Linked DNA regions of Homo sapiens: region 1 is linked to region 2. A link is a contact called in ENCODE Hi-C or POLR2A ChIA-PET data. All regions are on one chromosome and are shown on one strand. Each heading gives the region's core, a stretch centred on a gene start or an enhancer-like site at or near the end of the contact. The rest is flanking DNA. Distances are from core to core; before and after follow the strand shown. Region 1 overlaps INPP5D (inositol polyphosphate-5-phosphatase D). Region 2 overlaps INPP5D (inositol polyphosphate-5-phosphatase D).

Region 1 (3,584 bases), core at 669-3,168, 61 kb after region 2:
TGGTTAGTCTGGTCTTGAGCTCCTGGATTCAGGTGATCTGCCCGCCTGGGCCTCCCAAAGTGCTGAGATTACAGGAATGAGCCACCGCGTCTGGCCTATGTGGAATACTTTCAAAGCATCTGTTATTTAGACACATATATAGAGACAATCAACATAGTAGCAACACTGGATATTCGGCTATTTGATAAATAGCACAAATAAATCAAGGAGCGTGCACAGAATTCAGGCTGGAGAGCCCAGGGAAGAACCAATGGGTATGTCCAGGTGGAAATAGGAACACGCCAAGTATCATAGCAACCCGGTGGCGTATGTGTCCCATCGGCATCTACTTCATATTTTGCCAAGTGAGAGAGTAGGAGGAGGGCAGCCCTGGCAGCCTCAGATGGATCCTTCAAGTTGGAAATGCGGCTTCAGCCCTGTCATTAGGATTTCTTTGGGGGGCAATGGAGCGTTTCTCACAAAGAAACAAAAAGTTATATTTACTAAGGCATGGAGATTACCAGGTACTAACTTATTAATTAATGTAGCACATATCCAGTGAGTGCCCACACTATGCCGGGCCGTGCCTGGAGACGGAGTGCTCCCCCACCCCCGTGGAGCACTTTTCCTGTTAAGGCCCATGCCCCTGGCCTTCTTGAAGCCAATGGTGCAAAGGCCTCTGGGGTGCAAGATGACAAGCACTCTTCTCTGGAGACCTCCCCATCTCCCTCTGGTCACCAGGCCCATAACTAGGATCGAAACCCAAGCCATCCAGCCCTGCCCTGGCTGGGCTCACTGCAGATGAAGGCCCAGCTGGACTTGAGTGGGGACTCACCCACTGGTGTCCATGCTTTGCAGTCGCTGGAACAATGTCTCGGAGAGGCTCGGCCGGCTGGTCTCGGTCGCTCGGGGATTCTCGTTTGAAAAAGGAACCTCCTTGGCCTCACAGGAGCTGGCAGTCAGCGGGATGTTTCTTGGGGGCAGCTCGGGTGGAGACACGACACTTTCTACTGGAGAGAACAGCAGGAAGGCCATTGGTGAGGACACTGTGCGCACAACCCGGCCTTCACCGCAGCCCCATGGGGTCCAGGCCACGACACCCACGTTATTGATCTCCATCTGCGTCCCCGTGTCCCTCGCTGACTCCCTCCTGGAGGGAGAGCCTCCTGCCACAGGGCCCTGGCTAGTGCAGTGTCTGCCCCACTGTGGCCATCAGCAAACACCTGCCAGGGCCAAAAGGCCTTGCTCCATGGAGGGTCTGGAAGGCCTGCAGGGCTGCTGACCTTGGATGGACTAAGCCCACAGCAGCAGGCAGGTGAGCAGGATGAGTCTGGCTCTCAGACTTTCAGGGGCTGAGACACCTGTCTCATGATGGCTGAGCCCTGGGCTAGGCAGAGGCCCAGTTCCCAGAATAGGCCAAAACCATGGAAGGGGACCAGGGGTAAGGAGACAGGCAGGCCTAGCCACACTGCCCCTCTCCCTCTCTCCCTGGTCCCCTCTCTCCAGCCTCTGTCCTTCCTTCTCTCCTCCCCCAGACTCTCAGAAACACATAAAAGAAAGCGAGGGGGTTCCCTTCACTCAGAGACATTCAACAAATGACTTGAACTTGGCCTGGGAGGTGGGAGCCCACCCATCGCCTTTAGGAGAAGGTTCATTCTGTACGTACACGAATGGAGGGTCCAGAGCTCTGTCTGAGCCTCTTCCCACACAGAGCGGCTGCCTCTGGCCCAACCACAGTGGGCCCCGGGGGACCTCCTCTTTAGAGAACAGGCCCTTCACTTCCTCTGTCTGGGGTTCTGAAGACAACTAGGAGTCTGCTTCGAGCTCCACGGTCTGGCGGTGCCTCAAGAGGCCCTGGGCCCAAACAGACCTCTTGGACTGCGCGGGCCTCATGTCGCATTGCTCTGGTTCGAGCCGACAACTGGGCGACCTCGTTTGCGGAAGTGAAGCCAGCAGTCATGAGACTGAGGTTCTTTTTTCAGCCCTCACAGAAACTTGTCGGGATCTTCCTCCAGACAGCCATGCCCAGAGGGGCCCAACTAGCTGGGATGGGCAGCCCGAGGGGAGTGAGGGTGTTTAGTGTGGAGGGCGTTTCTGCAGAACAGCTTCTCAGCATGGCCCTGGGCGCCTGGGGGCAGCTGTTCAGGTGCAGCCAGGGCGCGGTGCTGGTGAGTGACCTTGGGCTCACAATGGGACAGGTCAGCCCTAGTTCTTCCACAGCCTGACCTTCCTGATTCCAGAGGGCAGTGCTCACTCAGACCAGGGAGGCCAAAAGGGACAGGGCCTGCCTGGGACCCTTTCAGCCTCCATGGAGCTGCGGTCCTTTTGGAAACGAACAGCTGCACAACCATGAAAAGTGTGTTTCCATGAGGGTGGGAGGGAGCAGGGGGCCCTGGTGGCCCACAAGCCAGCCCACAGGTGAGGGAGAAAAAGGATGCCTGCAGCAAGCCCCCAGAACAGGCAGGAGCCAGGCAAGGGTCTCAGCGTCTGTGGACAAATCTCTCCTCTCTTCGGGGAGAGCCTGGGGGACCTGGTAGTCTCCACCTGCTGGAATTCAGGAAGAGCCCTGGCCAACTGAGGGGCCCGGTTAGGTATCTCATGGTTTTCTTTTAGGAAATAAGCCTTTAAAAAAAAAAAAAAACTTGTATTTTAAGTTCAGGGGTACCTGTGCAGGTTTGTTACATAAGTAAACTTATGTCATGGGGTTTGTTGTACAGATTATTTCATCATCCTGGTATTAAGCCTAGTACCCAATAGTTATTTCTGATCCTGTCCCTCCTCCCACCCCCTCAGGTAGGCTCCAGTGTGTGCTGTTCCCCTCTTTGTGTCCATGTGTTTTCATCATTTATCTCCCACTTAAGTGAGAACACGTGGTATTTGGTTTTCTGTTCTTGTGTTAGTTTGCTAAGGATAATGACCTCCAGCTCCATCCATGTTCCTGCAAAGGACATGATCTCGTTCTTTTTACTGGCTGCATAGTATTCCATGGTGTATATATACAACATTTTCTTTATCCAGTCATCACTGATGGGCATTTAGGCTGATTCCATGTCTTTGCTATTGCAAATAGTGCTGCAATGAACATACACATATGTGTCTTTGTAACAAAATGATTTCTATTCCCTTAGGTATATTCTCAGTAAATCCTTGAGGGGAAAAGTGGGGCATCCCCAGGTAAGCTCCTTCTCTGCAAGACTTTCTCCATCTGACTGTTGCTCTATTGGTCTTTGTCCCTATGCTGTAAAGGGCACCCTTAGTCTCACACACTTTTTAGGGACTGTATAATTTTTTTTTTTTTTTTTGAGACGGAGTCTCCCTCTGTTGCCAGGCTGGAGTTCAGTGGTGCGATCTTGGCTCACTGCAACCTCCACCTCCTGGGTTCAAGCGATTCTTCTGCCTCAGCCTCCCAAGTAGCTGGAACTACAGGCGCGTACCACCACACCTGGCTAATTTTTGTATTTTTAGTAGAGATAAGGTTTCGCCATGTTGGCCAGGATGGTCTCGATCTCCTGACCTCGTGATCTGCCCGCCTCTGTTTCCCAAAGTGTTGGGATTACAGGCGTGAGCCACTGCACCTGGCTGGGACTGTACATTTTTTTCAACAT
Region 2 (3,266 bases), core at 481-2,980:
GAGCAGGAGGACGGGCTTGGGCCGGGTGAGGCAGAAATGTCTCCTTGGAGCCCAGAGCCCCCACGACTCAGGGGCCTGAAGACAGCCCCAGAACAGGGACTTCTGACAGCTCTTCTGGGGCTTCAGTGGGAGACCCCAGTCAGAGCCATGTGAGCTGGCCGCAGCCTCTGAGTAATTTGGAATTGTGCCGCAGCTGGGGGAATCTGGAGTTCAGGCATCAGCCTCTGCTCCGGAGATGACATGGCCTTTTTACATGGCCTGAGAGTTGGTTCCAATCAAAAGTTAATGCCAATGTGGGTCCAGCCCCCTGAAACCTGCCAACATCCTACCCCAGTCTCAGGAGAGAATGGTCCCTCTGCCTGCTTAAGACTGTCCTTTTAAAATTCACCTCGAGTGTCACCTCTGAGGGAATCTCCTAGGGGAGCCTCCAAGACGCCCCACCTCCTGTGATGGATCTGCCTGGCCTGGGACTCCCCTTCATTCCACCCCTCCCTCATGGTGCGAGAAAGAAACTCCACTTCCCACCCAGCATGAACAACTAATAAGCTCATAATAAGCTTGTACTCGAGGACACCCAACATCTCCACTGTCAATTTAGCTCCACAAAAGCAGTTTCAGTAGAAAAACAAATGAACAAAAAAAGAGACAGCGTCTCACTGCATCACCCAGGCTGGAGTGCAGTGGCATGATCATAGCTTACTGCAGCCTGGATCTCCTAGGCTCAGGTTATCCTCCCGCCTCAGTCTCCAGAGCAGCTAGGACTCCAGGCATGTGCCATCATGTCTGGCTAATTTAAAAAAAAATGTTTTAGGCTGGATGCGGTGGCTCATACCTCTAATCACTTTGGGAGGCCGAGACCAGTGGATCACTTGAGGTCAGGAGTTGAAACCAGCGTGGCCAACATGAGGAACCCCATCTCTACTAAAAGTACAAAAATTAGATGGGTGTGGTGGTGCACATCTGTAGTCCAAGCTACTCAGGAGGGTGAGGCAGGAGAATCGCTTGAACCTGGGAGGTTGAGGTTGCAGTGAGCCGAGATCATGCCACTGCACTCCAGCCTGGGCAACAGAGCAAGACTCTGTCTCAAAAAAAAAAAAAAAAAAAAAAAAAAAAAAAAAAAAAAAAAAAAAAAAAAAAAAAAGAAAGAGAAAAAGAAAAAAAAACAAGAGAAAAAAAATTTTTTTTTGGTAGAGATGGGATGTCACTATGTTTCCCAGGCTGGTCTTGAACTTCTGGGCTCAAGCAATCCCCCTGCCTTGGCTTCCTAGGTGCTGGGATTATATGTGTGAGCCACCACACCAGGCCAGAAAACCATTTTTTCTATAGCAAAGAAGAATGTGTTCCCACTAAGGTCTGGCTGAGTGTTTCCAATTCCACCCTCTGCTCTTTGCAGGGCCACAGACATGTCGAGTACTTCGTGTGTTCACAAGTGTATGATCAGTAGCCAATGGACCCCTCTCTATGCCTCTTTGTACTCGATTCTATGAACCAGCACTGAATAGGAAAACAAGCGTCAAAGAGGGGATCGGGGTCTTGGGGTTGCGTCCTAGGTGTGTTACTGCAGCCATGAGGCCATGAGCAAACAGCGCTTGGCCCTGCACCTGAGTTTCCTTCTTTGCAAAATCATGTGGTTAGACGAGCTGACCTCTAGATCCCTTCTGTGATCCTTTAGGGGAACTGAAACCATTTAGGAATAATAAGGCCACATACCCACTGCTGTAAAGTGTGTTACGAACCACCTTGAGCGAGAGCTTGCTCCTAGAGTGGGTCTCTTTCTGCATTTGGTCTATGAGATTCCTGCTTCCTCTGGTCAGGCCTGGCCATAGCTCTGCCACTGGCTGGTACTACTGGCCTAGTAAATGCAAATCTCCCTCTGGGGAATGCCTTGCTCTAGAATTACCTTTGGAAGAGTCTCACCAAACTTCACCACCAGCTCCCCCTCACTTCCTTCTTCATTTTCTCCTTCCTGACTCTTGACAAAACCTGTTGGAGGACAAAAAGGCTGGTTTTCAGAAAACAGAGCAAGAACCAGACAGAAAAGACTCCCTGGGGTCACCCCACCCAGACCTAGGAAGATGTGCTCTCTCCTTTTTTTTTTTTTTTTTTTTTTTATCTCGGGGCCTCAGCATCATTTAGGAGTCAGGCCTGCCGGGGATTCTGTTTTTGTGCAGGGATTGGTCATTTGCCAACATGGTCTAATTATTTTTAGGAAAATCAAAGAGATTCCCCCTCCTTTTCAGTTCCTCTTTGCAACAAACCAGGCAACAAAGAAATCATCACATCACAGGCAAAAAGATTAGGAAACTTGACAGCTCGTCCCACGCCACTCAAGATAGCAGCCTTTTGAAATTCTAATTTAAGCTTCCTAATATGCTGTTTCCATAGAAATGTATGGAACTGTCTTGATAGTTTATTAAAAACACCCGCACAAAAATCCTCATCATTTTTCGAACCGCTTTGACCCTGCTGGGTGAACTGGAGCTTGGGGACTCAGTGACAAAGGCCGCTCTAGCACCAGGCCTGGGCCCACCTCAGTTGGAGAAGGAGGCAGGGACCAGAGGGGCAGAACTGGCAGCACACGCTTCTTCCTGATTTCTGGAAGCATCCCAGCCAGGCCCTCACAAAATGCCCTTTTGAGGAGGTGATGCCCCCTTTTCCTCCCCCGATCACTGTGCAGACCATCTCAGCGAAGACGGCTGGACACACGCAGCTCTTCCCTAGCCATGAAACAGCTTTAGACAATCTGCCTAGAAATGTCACCCGGAAAGGGTGTTTCCTAAACACAGTTTGTGCTAAAGGCTGCTGGCTCAGGGGAGCCTGTCCATCTCCTGCTTGCTTTCGGACGCTGCAGTCCCCCCGAGAAAGACGCTGTGATCTCCAACGAGCAAGAGGGGCCAGGGCGACAACAGGCAGCTGCTGCTCAGGCCCTCACACCGGCTCTTTGAGGTCTGGACCTGGGCCCAACACTCTCTGGTTGAGTCAGAGCCCCAGCTTGCAGGGAACCTAGAGTGGGTCACAGTCCACCCTGAGGGCCAGGGATTGGACCCTGCTTGCCACCTACAAGGGACTGGGGGGTCAGTACATTCATGGCCACCCCTGCCCCTAGGGCTGCACAGGCCACAGGGGGACCCCTCACAATAACTGAGTGTCCCCTTGAGTCATCCACCTGCAGCCCCACTTCTCTGATCAGCTTCGTGAGTCCTTTCCAGGGAGAGAAGATATGGGGCAAAGTGCCAAGTATGAAAGGTGTTTATAAGAAGGCTCCG

The links. Hi-C counts contacts between places; a loop is a spot of excess contacts on that map. ChIA-PET counts read pairs that join two places held with the same protein, here RNA polymerase II (POLR2A). Pooled maps may share reads with other maps.
Region 1: a loop to region 2 is called in a pooled map of right cardiac atrium, with 1.9 times the contacts of the local background. The contact joins two enhancer-like sites. A Hi-C loop is called at or near these places in 1 of 50 pooled maps. POLR2A ChIA-PET finds 5 or more read pairs at or near these places in 4 of 52 experiments (H1, OCI-LY7, WTC11 and 1 more).

Annotation. Positions count from the first base shown.
Region 1 is chr2:233,123,150-233,126,733 of GRCh38, reverse strand. It overlaps INPP5D (inositol polyphosphate-5-phosphatase D), which reads right to left. Exons shown (of 27, transcript NM_001017915.3): 4 at 815-989. Among named protein-coding and RNA genes, the nearest start is that of INPP5D, 65 kb to the right of the region's middle. RefSeq lists enhancers at 1,462-2,008, 2,009-2,556. Within about 2 kb of position 1,918, at least 6 of the 41 ENCODE cell types and tissues checked have a DNase peak (open chromatin) inside an H3K27ac peak, as active enhancers do; they include OCI-LY7, where a contact is called at or near this core.
Region 2 is chr2:233,184,560-233,187,825 of GRCh38, reverse strand. It overlaps INPP5D (inositol polyphosphate-5-phosphatase D), which reads right to left. Exons shown (of 27, transcript NM_001017915.3): 21 at 1,901-1,983. Among named protein-coding and RNA genes, the nearest start is that of ATG16L1, 65 kb to the left of the region's middle. Within about 2 kb of position 1,730, at least 4 of the 41 ENCODE cell types and tissues checked have a DNase peak (open chromatin) inside an H3K27ac peak, as active enhancers do; they include OCI-LY7, where a contact is called at or near this core.